Regions from separate parts of the Homo sapiens genome. Here all the other regions are linked to region 2. The links are chromatin contacts, found by Hi-C or POLR2A ChIA-PET in ENCODE. All regions are on one chromosome and are shown on one strand. The core of a region is the stretch at or near the end of the contact, and the rest is flanking DNA. Distances in the headings are between cores, read along the strand shown.

The links. Hi-C counts contacts between places; a loop is a spot of excess contacts on that map. ChIA-PET counts read pairs that join two places held with the same protein, here RNA polymerase II (POLR2A). Pooled maps may share reads with other maps.
Region 1: a map of natural killer cell shows a loop between it and region 2 (15-fold over the local background). The contact joins the promoter of HDAC5 here to the promoter of FZD2 in region 2. A Hi-C loop is called at or near these places in 1 of 168 maps with a recorded cell type or tissue (natural killer cell) and 6 of 50 pooled maps. POLR2A ChIA-PET finds 5 or more read pairs at or near these places in 4 of 52 experiments (B cell, GM10248, WTC11 and 1 more).
Region 3: a loop to region 2 is called in a pooled map, with 16 times the contacts of the local background. The contact joins the promoter of HROB here to the promoter of FZD2 in region 2. A Hi-C loop is called at or near these places in 2 of 37 single-sample maps with no recorded cell type and 5 of 50 pooled maps. POLR2A ChIA-PET finds 5 or more read pairs at or near these places in 5 of 52 experiments (BJ, OCI-LY7, WTC11 and 2 more).
Region 4: a pooled map shows a loop between it and region 2 (6-fold over the local background). The contact joins the promoter of GJC1 here to the promoter of FZD2 in region 2. A Hi-C loop is called at or near these places in 6 of 50 pooled maps. POLR2A ChIA-PET finds 5 or more read pairs at or near these places in 3 of 52 experiments (GM10248, activated B cell and activated CD8-positive, alpha-beta memory T cell).

What each region holds. Positions count from the first base shown.
Region 1 is chr17:44,122,287-44,125,592 of GRCh38, reverse strand. HDAC5 (histone deacetylase 5) reads left to right here and starts at 1,952. Exons shown (of 27, transcript NM_005474.5): 1 at 1,952-2,089. RefSeq lists enhancers at 1-444, 1,591-1,750 and silencers at 1,841-1,900, 1,971-2,070, 2,121-2,260.
Region 2 is chr17:44,556,219-44,559,509 of GRCh38, reverse strand. FZD2 (frizzled class receptor 2) reads right to left here and starts at 2,026. Exons shown (of 1, transcript NM_001466.4): 1 at 1-2,026. The coding sequence starts at 1,821. The coding sequence ends at 124. RefSeq lists silencers at 1,280-1,329, 1,575-1,821, 2,220-2,319 and enhancers at 816-1,776, 1,994-2,761, 2,762-3,291.
Region 3 is chr17:44,140,415-44,143,748 of GRCh38, reverse strand. It overlaps HROB (homologous recombination factor with OB-fold), which reads right to left and starts at 1,819. Exons shown (of 10, transcript NM_001171251.3): 1 at 1,604-1,819. The coding sequence starts at 1,606. RefSeq lists silencers at 994-1,288, 1,535-1,594 and an enhancer at 1,895-2,064.
Region 4 is chr17:44,828,786-44,832,223 of GRCh38, reverse strand. GJC1 (gap junction protein gamma 1) reads left to right here and starts at 1,937. Exons shown (of 3, transcript NM_005497.4): 1 at 1,937-2,162. RefSeq lists enhancers at 332-1,305, 1,306-2,279 and a silencer at 2,335-2,624.

The DNA.
Region 1 (3,306 bases), core at 703-3,202, 430 kb after region 2:
ACGGAGTCTCACACTGTTGCCCAGGCTGGAGTGCAGTGGCGTGATCTCGGCTCACTGCAACCTCTGCCTCCAGGGTTCACGCCATTCTCCTGCCTCAGCCTCCCGAGTAGCTGGGACTACAGGCGCCCGCCACTACACCCGGCTAATTTTTTTTTGTATTTTTAGTAGAGAGGGTTTCGCCGTGTTAGCCTGGATGGTCTCGATCTCCTGACCTTGTGATCAGCCCGCCTCGCCCTCCCAAAGTGCTGGGATTACAGGCGTGAGCCACCGCGCCTGGCCTCTTCTTCTTCTTTTGTTTTTGTTTTTTGTTTTTTTGAGACGGAGTCTCGCTTTGTTCCCCAAGCTGGAGTGCAGTGGCGCGATCTCTGCTCACTGCAACCTCCGCCTCCCGGGTTCACTCCATTCTCCTGCCTCAGCCTCCCAAGTAGCTGGGACTACAGGCGCCCACCACCACGCCCGGCTAATTTTTTGTATTTTTAGTAGAGACGGGTTTCACTGTGTTAGCCAGGGTGGTCTCGACATCCTGACCTCGTGATCCACCAGCCTCGACCTCCCAAAGTGCTGGGATTACGGGCGTGAGCCACCATGCCCGGCCCACGCCCGGCCTCTTTTTTAAAATACAGACAGTGTCTCGCCATGTTACCCAGGCTGGTCTTGAACTGGGCTCAAGCAATCCTCCCGCCTCGGCCTCCAAAGTGCTAGGATTGATGACAGGCAAGAGCCAATGCACCTGGCCCCTTTAAAACTTTTTTTTTTGAGGCAGAGTTTCACTCTTGTTGCCCAGGCTGGAGTGCAATGGCACGATCTTGGCTCACTGCAACCTCCGCCTCTCAGGTTCAAGGGATTCTACTGCCTCAGCCTCCTGAGTAGGTGGGATTACAGGCGCCTGCCACCACGCCCGGCTAATTTTTTTGTATTTTTAGTAGAGACGGGGTTTTACCATAATGGCCAGGCTGGTCTCAAACTCTTGACCTCAGGTTATCCGCCTGCCTCCGCCTCCCAAAGTGCGGGGATTACAGGCGTGAGCCACCATGCCCGGTCCCCTATAAAACTTTTAATGTCTGGATAATATTTTACTGAATGAATGTCTCCTGCTTTGCTTGCCAATTCCCTATCGATGGATATTTAGGTTGTTTTCAACTTTTCACATCATTACAAACAATCTCATGTTCATTTTTTAACATAACAACGTTTATTTATTTGGAATACATTTTTGTTAGTGGAATTGCTGGGTCATTGACAAATTGTCTAGGTCTAATTAAACATGTTCATACTGTGTACCAAGAGGAGATGTAGCGTGGATGGCACCAAAGTCAGGGAAGTCTTTCCGGCTCCTGGTCTGCTGGTCTGCCCTTTTGAAGGCCTTGGAGTGTTACAGCCATACCCTGGCCTTTCCCAGGCTTTTCTTTCCCTGGCACGGATGCAGTGTGTGCGGTCAGAGCTGGCGAGTTCGAGACTTGTCCGAACCATCCACCCGCAGCCAGGCCCCGCTGCAGAGGCTGCGGTGGCCCTCCCAGCCCCTGGGAATCTATCCCCAGGTCCCCTCCCCGACCGCGGGAGGGCGTGTTAGGGGAGCAGCTTAGGCAAGCGACGATTGCACCATCCACGTTTTGAAAAGAAAGTCCGGGGAGCGCAAGGAGGAAACTTTTACAATCCAAAGGTTGAGCCCCAGCATCCATACTCGGCCCCTGCAGCGATCCTTCCACTCCTGCTCGCTGGGTTCCGATCCCTTCCCTTCCACCCCGTCTCGGCCGAACCCTGTGCTGGGCACTGGCCCTTTAAGGAGCTGTCACGATGGCGTCGCTGGCCCCGCCCGGCGGGGAGGGCCGAGAGGCAGGGGAGGGGTTGGTGGTGGCTGCGGGCAAGGGGAAGGCGGGGGGGGCTGGGGGGGGGGTCTGGGTCTATTTTTAGCTCCGGGTCGGGTCACGTGACGGGAGTGACGTCTCCGAATGTTGTTGTTGGTGGCGGCGGCGAGCGGAGCCGGAGGAGCCGCCGCAAAGATGGAGGAGCCGTCGAGGAGGTGCTGCCGCCGCTGCCGCCGCCGCTGCTGCCGCCGCCGCCCGCGAAGCCGGAGCTCGAGCCGCAGCGGGTGAGCGCGCCGCCCCGGCCCAGATCCCATCTTCCCCGGACCCCGGGACGCGAGGCGGCGCCCCCTCCTCCTGCTGTCTCTGTCCGCGGGCTCCCAGCGCGCGCGCCGCGCTCCGCGCCCCCCTTCCTTCCTCCCGGCCCTGGGAGCCAGCCGGCGCCCCCCGGGAGCATCGGCAGCCCGTGAGCGGGACATCGGGGTTGCTGCGCGCGCCCCTCCCTGCCCCTCCCAGACAGGGGCGCCTTCCCTACAGGTAAGGGAGGGGCCCGCCTTCTCGCGCCCTGCGCCCCCAAATGGCTCGGAGACCGGCCGGGGTTGTCTGATTTGCCCCTTCCCTGGCGGCGCATGTTGCGTTGCAGAGCCATTTGAGCCCTGCACCCGGATTCTGTGCAGACCCCTCTTCGCTGGACACCCCTTTCTTGGTACTCTGAGGTGAGGGGTGCTGTCCACCCAGAGCGCTTCTCCCCATAGCTACGAACGCATCCTTGATTTTATGTCCTTGACTTCCGTGCATGAGGAGGGGGACTGCGGAGTCCACCTTACTTCTCTCTCCCATTATTCTCACCCCGTCTCCTGTGAGGCGTTACTGCGTTTGTTGCCACCCTCTTCTCCTGTCTGACACCTTGGAGCCAGGATGCGAGAGCTAGGAGATGAAATGGAGCTCCCCCCCAACCCCTTCTTGTCTTGGGTGGATGCCCCCCATTTTTCATCCTGGATCTGTATCTCATGGAAGCGGGGGCACTACCAGTGCCTTATTAACTTGGGGGGAGTCAGCTTCTCCACCCCACCCTTCCCTGGGGCCCTGGGGAAGATGAGAACTGGCTGGGTGTAAGTAATTAATCTGGGAGCTTGGTGGGGGCTGTTGAAGTGGGGAGGTTGGGTGCTTCCTTTGGGAGAGGAGATGACCACTTGATACCCCTGGCTGATACCCCTTCTGAAATGAGGTGTGTCCCTAAAGAGGAAAGGTAACAGCTGCAGTTGCTTTTAGGAGGGTGCAAAAGGGACCCATCACTCAGTCAGTGACCACCATGCTTTTGGGATCTGGGATTAGATTTGGAGCTTGGGGAGGTGGTGGTGATTGGTTTCAGTGTCCAACTGGGAGGGGAGGATGGAGCCAGATTATGGGAACAAAAGGAGGTGGGGGGGAGGGTGAGATCCAGGAGTCTTGGTCAGAGGGACCCCTAGCCAGATTGCCTTGCAGGATTGCAGTCTGGGTCTGG
Region 2 (3,291 bases), core at 777-3,276:
AAAGCAACCTAAAAGTGAAATGGTTTCGATCGTTTTTTATTTAAAAAAATAAAATACGGAGTCTGTAGGGGCCCCACCCCGGGCGGAGGAAAGCGCCGCGCGGTTCCGGCCTGGGGGCGTCCCTCACACGGTGGTCTCACCGTGTCGGCTGTTGGTGAGGCGAGTGTAGAACTTCCTCCACGAGTGCAGCGTCTTGCCCGACCAGATCCAGAAGCCCGACGTGATGCCCACGATGAGCGTCATGAGGTATTTGATCATGTAGACCGTGAAGTCGGGCGACATGCGCGGCGTGTAGTGCGCCGGGCACGGGATGGCCAGGCTCTTGCAGTGCTGGCTCACCCACGAGCGCTCCCAGTGCTCGCGGAAGGCCTGCTCGTAGAAGTAGCAAGCGATGACGATGGTGGCGGGCACTGTGTAGAGCACGGAGAAGACGCCGATGCGCACCATGAGCCGCTCCAGCTTTTCGGTCTTGGTGCCGTCGTGCTTCATGATGGTGCGGATGCGGAAGAGCGACACGAAGCCGGCCAGGAGGAAGGACGTGCCGATGAACAGGTACACGAAGAGCGGCGCTAGCACGAAGCCCCGCAGCGGGTCCAGGCTGTTGAGGCCTACGAAGCACACGCCGCTCAGCAGGTCGCCGTCGATCTGGCCCATGGCCAGGATGGTGATGGTCTTGACGGCCGGCACGGCCCAGGCGGCCAGGTGGAAGTACTGAGAGTTGGCCTCGATGGCCTCGTGGCCCCACTTCATGCCGGCTGCCAGGAACCAGGTGAGCGACAGGATGACCCACCAGATGGAGCTGGCCATGCTGAAGAAGTAGAGCATCATGAAGAGGATGGTGCAGCCCTCCTTCTTGGTGCCCTGCACCACCGTGCGGTAACCGTCCTCGGAGAAGCGCTCGTTGCACACCACGCGCTCCTGGAGCACGAAGCCCGCGATGTAGGCCACCGACACCATGGTGTAGCAGCCCGACAGAAAAATGATAGGCCGCTCTGGGTAGCGGAAGCGCTGCATGTCTACCAAGTACGTGGTGACAGTGAAGAAGGTGGAAGCGCAGCACAGCACCGACCAGGTGAGGATCCAGAGGCGCGCGAAACGCGTCTCCTCCTGTGAGAAGAACATGGAACCATCGGGCCGCGCAGGTTCGCAGGGCGCAGCACAATCACGCTCGCCCAGAAACTTGTAGCTGAGATAGGATGGCACCTTGAGGACGCGCGGGCAGTGGAAGGGGTGCTCCAGCGTGGCGTAGCGCGGGGGAGCGCCGCCGCCGCCCGGGCCACCCGGGGTGCCCCCGGCACCCGGCTGCAGTCCCGGCGGCGGCGCGGTGGTGAGTAGCGCGGGAGCTCCGTCCTCGGAGTGGTTCTGGCCGACGCAGATCTGCTCGGCGCCGTGGCGCGGGAAGTGCTCGCAGCGCAGGCGCTCGGGCCACTGAAAACCGAACTTGTTCATGAGGGCTTCGCAGCCCTGGCGCGCGCGCTCACAGATAGAGCGGCACGGCGGGATGGCCTGTTCCAGCACGGTGCACACGGGTGCGTACATGGAGCACAGGAAGAAGCGCAGTTCGGGCGAGCACTGCACCTTCACCAGCGGATAGAACTGGTGCACCTCTAGGCCTGCGTCCTCCTGGTTCGTGTGGCCCAGAAGGTTGGGCATGATGGTCTGGTTGTAGGCGATGTCCGTGCACAGCGGGATGGAGATGGGCTGGCAGAAGCCGTGGTCCGGGATGGAGATGCCCTTCTCCCCGTGGAACTGGGCCGGCCCGGCGGCGGGCAGCAGCAGCAGCGGCAGCAGCAGGCGGGGCAGGGCGCTGCGGGGCCGCATGCTGGCCGCCGCCCCCCACCCGGCTCCTTGGCGCCCCCCCCGCCCCCGCCCCCAACCCGGAGACTGCGCTTCTTCCCCGCCGCCTCCTCGCTGCGGCTGCCGCCTCCCGCGCCTCTTTGCAAACTTTACTCGCGGCCGCAGAGTTGGGGAGGCCGGGCGGGGGAGGGGGCGGTGCGCCTGCCCGCTTGCTTGCCGCGGTCGGACTGAGCAGCCGGAGACACCGCGCGCTGCTGCCCTCTCTCCTCTTCCTCCTCCTCTCGCCTCTCAGCTCCCCCTCTCCCCTCCCTTCTGCACCCAGCGACTTCTTTGTGCCTCCTCCAGCCCTCACCTCGGCCTCTCCGATCCCAATTAGTCGGTTTCAAGGGGGCCCCCGCTGGCGGCCCCGCCCTCTCCTCAGCCCCCCAAAAAAGGGATCCTTGAAACCGCCCCGTCGAGCTCTAAGCACCAACCCAAAATGTGCTCTCGGCCAATCAGATTTAAACCCGAGGACCAGGCCCGAGGGCTGGATTGGTCGACCACAACATAATGAGATCAGAAACCAGATGCCAACAAAACTTTCCCCCCCTTTTGCTTTTTAAAGAGACAAGCTATTATTATATTAAGGGCTGTTTGCCCAGCCCGGGATTTCTCCGGAGTTGCCGCGGCGAGATCGGGGGACACTACTCGACCCTGGCTCACTCCTCTTCCCGGGCCGAGGTGCTCTGCCGGGTGGGGACTCTTTAAACCCTTGCCCCCGCCCCCGATCCTCGAACCCCACCTATTCCTAGTCCAATTTTTCAAATCGAGTGAAAAATCTCAAATTTAAAAATTAAAACAGACTTTAAAAAAACTAACAATTTACAAAGACCTTTTCTGTCCGCTCTTTCTGGAGCCCAGGCGAAAGTTTCACTTCACTTTACACGTAGATCCCTCGCCCTCCCCCTCCACACACCCTTAAAAAACCCTCTGAAAAATGGGATCCTGTCTCTTTAAGAGACTCTTAAAGGGACCAGGACTCCGAGGCGTAATTGCCCCGTAGCCAACACAAAGGAGCCCATTATGGTTCTTTGTGTTCGGTGGCACCTCAAAGTGAGAAAACTCAGGAACTCGGAGGCCCGGAGCTGGAGGGTTGGGGCGGGGGGCTTGGAGGGAGCGAGGGAAAGGAGAATGGCCCGGAGCTGCGGCTTCTCCCTCCCGCTTCTTCTGCGGCAAATCTTAATTGTGCAAAGTAAAGTTTAGTTGCCCTAAGGAGGAGGTCTTAATCGAAAGTTAATGGTGGGGGGCGGGGGGTGACGGGCAATTTTGAGTGAAGGGACGACTCTCTTAGGCCTGACGAACGTTTGAGGGAATTTTCCTTCTGCCTCCCCACCTCTACCTCCGCCCCCTAAAAGCTTCCAGATCCCGTCTCCAGGGCGAGAGGGGAGTTTTACCCAAATCTTAAGTGGTTCCACACCAGAGAGGGGTGGCGTGTGTGACGCGGGAGGAAACTGG
Region 3 (3,334 bases), core at 570-3,069, 420 kb after region 2:
ATCTCCTAGGCTCAAGTGACCCTCCCACCTCAACCTCCTGAGTAACTGGGACTACAGGTGTGCACCACCGTGCTCAGCTAATTTTCTTTTTTTTTTTTTCTTCCTGAGACGGAGTCTTGCTCTGTTGCCCAGGCTGAAGTCCAGCGGCACGATTTTGGCTCACTGCAACCTCCACCTTCCAGGTTCAAGCAATTCTCCTGCCTTAGCCTCCCAAGTAGCTGGGATTACAGGCCAAGCCACAATGCCTGGCTATTTTTTTTTGTATTTTTAGTTGAGACAGGGTTTCACCATGTTAGCCAGGCTGGTCTTGAACTCCTGACCTTGTGATCTGCCCACCTCAGCCTCCCAAAGTGCTGGGATTACAGGCGTGAGCCACTGCGCCCAGGCTAATTTTTAAATTTTTATAGATACGGGGCCTCACTACATTGCCCAGGCCAGTCTTGAACTCCTGGGCTCAAGTGATCCTCCCACTGTGGCCTCCAAAGTGCTGGGATTATAGGTGTCAGCCACAGGCTGGGCATGGTGGCTCACTCCTGTAATCCCAGCACTTTGTGACGCCAAGGCGGGTGGACCACCTGAGGCCAGGAGTTCAAGAACAGCCTGGCCAACAAAGTGAAACCTCGTCTCTACTAAAAATAGAAATAAGTTAGCTGGGGTGGTGGTGCCCGCCTGTAATCCCAGCTTGTTGGGAGTCTAAGGCAGGAGAATTGCTTGAACCTGGGAAGTGGAGGTTGCAGTGAGCGGAGATCGCACCACTGCACTTCAGCCTGGGCCACAGAGTGAGACTCTGTCTCAAAAAAACAAACAAACAAAAACAGGTGTCAGCCACGGCCCCTGGCTTGGGCCTAAGGATTTTGCAATATCCCAAAGGTTTCGCCTGACCAATCTTATGTCAAACATAAGAGAAACTACCATAAATCCAAACATGTCTGCACAGTGGCATTGTTTCTGCAAATGAAGCCAGTAGTTTCCCTACCTAATCCAAGGCCCAAAAACTAGGGTCCCAGGAGAGTAGGATGCCCCAGTCCACGGTTCCTTCTTTCTAGCCAGCAGGGCTGCTGTAGCCAGTTCCTGATGAGTGTCAAACCCAGATCAGAGGTGGTGCCTAACCCCAGATGCCAGAGCCGCAGGAGCTACAGCTGGCGATACAGTTCCCAAGACTCTAAGGGTCAGAGTGAAAGGGGTGGGCGGGAGACGACGGTTGCAGTGAGCAGAGATCACGCCACTGCACTCCAGCCTGGGCGACAGAACGAGACTTCGTCCAAAAAAAAAAAAAAAAAAAGTAGAAAGTGTGGGGCGGGGAGGGGAAAGGGATGGACCCAAGCGGTAGTGACGTCTGAGCGCACTGGAAAGGGGGGTTTCCCAGGAGGGTAGGAAGGCAACAGGAGGGAAACTGAGGCCCGGGGGAGGAGAATGCTTTCTCAGGGTCTCCGGCGCGTCCATGACAAGCCCTGACGACAGCCCAGGTCTCCCGACTCCGCCGAACCCCCACCCAGACCCCGGTCCTGCAACTTGCGCGGGCGAGGGGCTGGAACCCCATGAGCAGTTCCGGAGGCCAGGGGGCCCTGCGGCCCGCCAGCCCCCAAGCTGGGCGCGGCATTACCATAGCGACGGCGGGTGGGCCTCGGCGGGGAGGTTGGCCCGGCACCCCGAGTCCGGGGAGTCGCCGGGGCCTTGGACACGACCCAGGTGGAAGTCTCGGACTCCGAGGGACAGTGCTTCCGGGCTGGGGTCAGAGGGATGAGTCTCTGCGATATAGGGAAAGTCGCCAGGAGACTGGCGGCAGGCGCCTTAGGCCGCATTCGAAGACGCCGCCACTGGGGCGTCTCCGCCTTCTTAAAGGGGCAGGCATATTTCTTTCCCGCCGACACAAAGGGCCTTCTCACTGTAGTCTTCCGCTCTGGTCTTAAAGGGGAAACGGATGGGCTCTCGGTCGCCCCCAAGCGGCTCCTCTTCCCAGTCGGCTGGTTCAGCACTGGTTCAGGTGAGATCAAGCATCTTGGCCCCACGATGCCTAATCCTGCCCCCGCCCCTTTCTTTTCCGTTCTTTTTTTTTTTTCTTTTTTAAACCGAATCTCGCTCTGTCGCCCAGGCTGGAGTGCAGTGGCGCGATCTCGGCTCACTGCAACCTCCGCCTCCCGGGTTCAAGCGATTCTCCTGCCTCAGCCTTCGAAGTAGCTGGGATTACAGGCGTAAGCCATGGCGCCCGGCCTCCCTGCTTGACTTAATACTGCTTCAGAGCAAGACTGTGGCTTTTCACCTTTGTGAACCAGCATGTGGCACATTGAAGACACTCAGAAAATGAGTTTGTTTTTGTTTTGAGACTTACTTTACTCCCTTACCCAGCCCGGAGTGCAGCGGCACAGTCATGGCTCACTGCATCCTCCACCTCTTGGGCCCAAGCAGTCCTCCCACCTCAGCCTCCTGAGTAGCTGGGATCACAGGCACACACCACCAAACCCAGTTAACTTTTTTTTTTTTTGACACGGAGTCTCACATTGTTGCCCAGGCTGGAGTGCAGTGGCACGATCTTGGCTCACTGCAACCTCTGCCTCTCAGGTTCAAGCGATTCTCCTGCTTCAGCCTACCAAGTAGCTGGGATTACAAGTGCCCGCCACCACGCCCGGCTAATTTTTTTTTTTTTTTTTTTTTTTTGAGACAGTCTCGCTCTGCAGGACAGGCTGCAGTGCAGTGGCATGATCTCGGCTCACTGCAACCTCTTCCTCCTAGGCTCAAGCAATTCTCCTGCCTCAGCCTCCCGAGTAGCTGGGATAACAGGCATGTGCCATCATGCCTGGCTAATTTTTGTATTTTTAGTAGAGACAGGGTTTCACCATGTTGGCCAGGCTGGTCTCGAACTCCTGACCTCAGGTAATCTGCCCGCCTCTGCCTCCCAAAGTGCTGGGATTACAGACGTGAGCCACTGCGCCCAGCCACGCCCAGCTAATTTTTTGTATTTTTAGTAGAGACAGGGTTTCACCATGTTGGCCAGGATGGTCTCGAACTCCTGACCTCAGGTAATCTGCCCGCCTCTGCCTCCCAAAGTGCTGGGATTACAGACGTGAACCACTGCGCCCAGCCACGCCCAGCTAACTTTTTGTATTTTTAGTAGAGACAGGGTTTCACTATGTTGCCCAGGCTGGTCTTGAACACCTGACCTCGTGATCCACCCGCATTGGCCTCCCGAAGTGCTGGGATTATAAACGTGAGCCACTGTGCCTGGCCTAAGCCCAGCTAATTTTTTTATGTTTATTTGTTGTAGAGATGAAGGCTCCCTATGTTGCCCAGGCTGAACAAGTGTTTGTTGAATGACTTGATGCCATTTGTCAGGAGG
Region 4 (3,438 bases), core at 688-3,187, 270 kb before region 2:
AGGTCAGGAGATCGAGACCATCCTGGCCAACATGGTGAAACCCTGTCTCTACTAAAAATACAAAAATTAGTTGGGCGTGGTTGCGTGCGCCTGTAGTCCCAGCTACTCGGGAGGCTGAGGCAGGAGAATTGCTTGAACCGGGGAGGTGGAGCTTGCAGTGAGCCTAGATGGCGCCCACTGCACTCCAGCCTGGCGACAGAGTGAGACTCTCCCTCAAAACAAAACAAAACAAAAAAGTTATTTGTACTAGTTTACAGTTGCAGGCTGTGAGAATTTTAATATTTTATTCAACAGGTACAATGATGTTGTTTCCTGTGTTATTTTAGTTACATGCTATTTATTATTTCCAGGTATTTTCAGAGTTTTCACCCTGGTCATTTTATTTTTTTCACTTATTTTTTTGAGACAGGGTCTCACTCTGTCGCTCAGGCTGGAGTGCAGTGGCGCTATCTCAGCTTACTGCAGCCTTGACCTCCCGGGCTCAAGCGATCCTCCCACCTCATGCTTGGAGTAGCTAGGATCACAGGTGCGCGTCACCACACCCGGCTAATTTTTGTATTTTTTGTAGAGATGGGGGTTTTGCCATATTGTCCAGGCTGGTCTGGAACCCCAGGGCTCAAGCAATCCGCCTGCCTAGGCCTCCCAAAGTGCTGGAATTACAGGCGTGAGCCACCGCGCCCATCCCACACTTGTCATTTTAAATACATCTGTAGAGAGGCAATGTGATAAGGCGTGGGGACAGACTACAGCAATCACAGGGAGAAGTACTTAAATGCTCCGAGGCCAAGCAGGTCATGAAATGATTTAAGCAGCTGAGTGGGGACATTGCCTACCCGGACAAGGTGACTCAAGAGGAGCTGCCATGTGAAAAGAGAAGCTCAAAGTAAGCAGCTTTTGACTTTTTAGGGAGGCCAGAAATCTGGATTTTAATATTTTGGTAACTAATTCATATTTTTGGAAAACATACTGGCCACACAAAACTGGTCAGTGCATTAGATGCCTAGCCTTCAAGATTTCCACTCTGGGGCTACCCCTTAGGGCTTGGCTTTGGGTGGGGGAGTTTGACTTGCAGCAAGTAACCTCACTTGTTAGCGCTTAATTTCCCCTCTGGTCAAAAGGGCAAAATAATAAAAGCCTGTCCATCGGCATTCTGATGCTCAGATGAGATCATTCCAGAGGTCGCCCATCTCTTTACTGAGCCTTCCTTTATTACCCAAAGTCTTACTCTACTTAAAGCATTTGGAGAATTTTCGGTTTCCTACTGGGCATTTTAAAACTGGGGATTCCTATGCATGAAAATTTTTCCCAAGTCCTCTGAATGGGATCCTGCTGGGATGCAAAGAGTTAAGAGGAAATAGCCTATTAGGGTCTTGCTAATCCGAGAAGTTCAGGACCTGAAAAGTATCTAGAGCACTGCTAAGAGCCCCGACTCTAGCTAGATCCACGCAGGGCCCGCCAGATCCTCGAGGAATTGTAGAGCAGAACCTGGGAGGAGACATTAGCATCCCGTGCTACAATGGACCAAGGCCTCGGCGGAGCGCGCAGAAGACAACTCTGGGCCCGCTAAACCAACCCAGGATACCCAGGTAAGGCGAGAACCCACGGCGCCGTTAGCGGCCCGCTCAAACTGAGGCGCGGCTGGCGGGGGACTCTCGCCCGAAAATCAGCTTGGAAGAATGAACTGTCCGGAGCGAAGTCTGCGCCCACCCGGGGTCCAGACTCCACGCGGGTGACTCCCACGCGCGCCGCGCCTCCGCCGCGTCCCGGACTATCCGAGAGAGCGGCGAGGACTCGACCGCGGAAAGTTGGCGCTCGCGTCGCTTCCCGCGCGTTCTGGGGCGCCCCCCTCCCACTCGAGCGCCACGTGCCGCGCGCCCCCCGCTCCCGGGCCGCGGCGGGACGCCCCCGCCCCCACCGCAGCGCGCAGTGCGCAGGCGCCTTCCCGCGGGTCGCGGCGGCGGGAGCGGGAGGCGGCGGCGGCGGCGGCAGCGGCGGGAGCGGCTTCTGCCTCGGCTGGAGACTGAGGCGAAGGCGGCAGCGGCGGAGGAGGTGGAGGAGAGGCGAGGGTGAAGGCGATGGCGACGCGGGGCACATGAGGCCGCGACCGGCGGGACGGGCCGAGGCCCGGCGGAGGAGGCGGCTCCGGGGGAACCCGCCGCCGGGTGAGGGGCGGCCGCAGGGCCGGCTGAGGAGAAGCGGGCCAGGGGCGGGGTCCCAGGGGGAGGCGGGAGAACTCTTGGGGAGCCCGGGGAGGGGCCGAGGAGAACCTCCGGAGGTCCGGGGAGGAGCGCGGCCAGAGCGGGAGAAGGAGGGGGGCGCCGCCGAGGGGTTCCCGCCGAGTCCGGAGGGGCGTCGCCGGCCCGCGTCCTGCCACTGTCCCCGGCGCACCCTCCCTCTTTGTCCCCAGGCGCGCGGCTCCCAAATCGGGAGGGAAACGGCTCGGGGGTGTCCTGGGCCGCGGAGGTGTCGGGCGACGGTCGGGGAGCCCGGACAGAAGCGGCGCGCACTCGGCGGCGCCCCGGCGGTGCCGACAACTACCCGGGCGGTTAGGGGCGCAGGGCGGAGCCGGGCCGCCCCTCGCCGCCCGGGCTCTTCGCGGGCTGCTCTTTGTCTCCCCGACCTCGATCCCTGCGTCTCCGGCGGCGTGCGGGCTCGTCTGAGGCTTCCCGCATCTCCCCGCTGGAACTCCTGCCTCCCGGGGGTTAGAGGAGGGTTCGTTCGAGGGCTGGAAGCGGGAAAGCGGGGCGGAAGGACTGGGCTCATCGCCTCCTGATTAACTCGTTGTCTTTACTTAAAATGACTTTTCCCCCACTTTGTCAAACTTGAGAACTGTTTTGTGTGTGTGTGTGTTTCCTTAAGTCTCTAGCTTCAAAATTAAGAGTAGGCGCTACCGCTGTGATTGTGGGCAGTTGTGTGGTTGGCGGCTGCGTTTGGAGCTCTGAGTTGAAAAGATGTACGTGAATGTATGGTTTAGATTTTGTTCTTTTTTTTGCGATTGTCTGATTGGGAGTACTTTTCCTTTGCGAAATGGGCGAATTTGGTTTTCTTTTTGTTCATTGAGAACTGGCAGTGATACCGATTTCATTATGCTCATGCTTAATTTTGTTAGCATCAAGACGATGTGAAATCGAGTAAGTTAAGTTTGAATAAGTTCAGGCTGAGGGTCATCTTGTATGCCTGATAAGTCTAAATTTGTTATATGTTTGTGTCGTGTATACGTTCAAGTGAATATATGTGAAAGCGCTATAAAAAATCAAACTACATAAATGAAAGGGATTTTAATTTCCTGATAAGCAGGAAACAGCATATCTCCAGTACTTTAATATCTGTAGAAAAATGCGTTAATAATGTCATTTAGGAATAAAATATTTCTCTCCCTAGAGAGGGTTTAGGTATTATTCAGAGTAAAAGAGCAAAAAAATTTCAACCTCAGAGGGT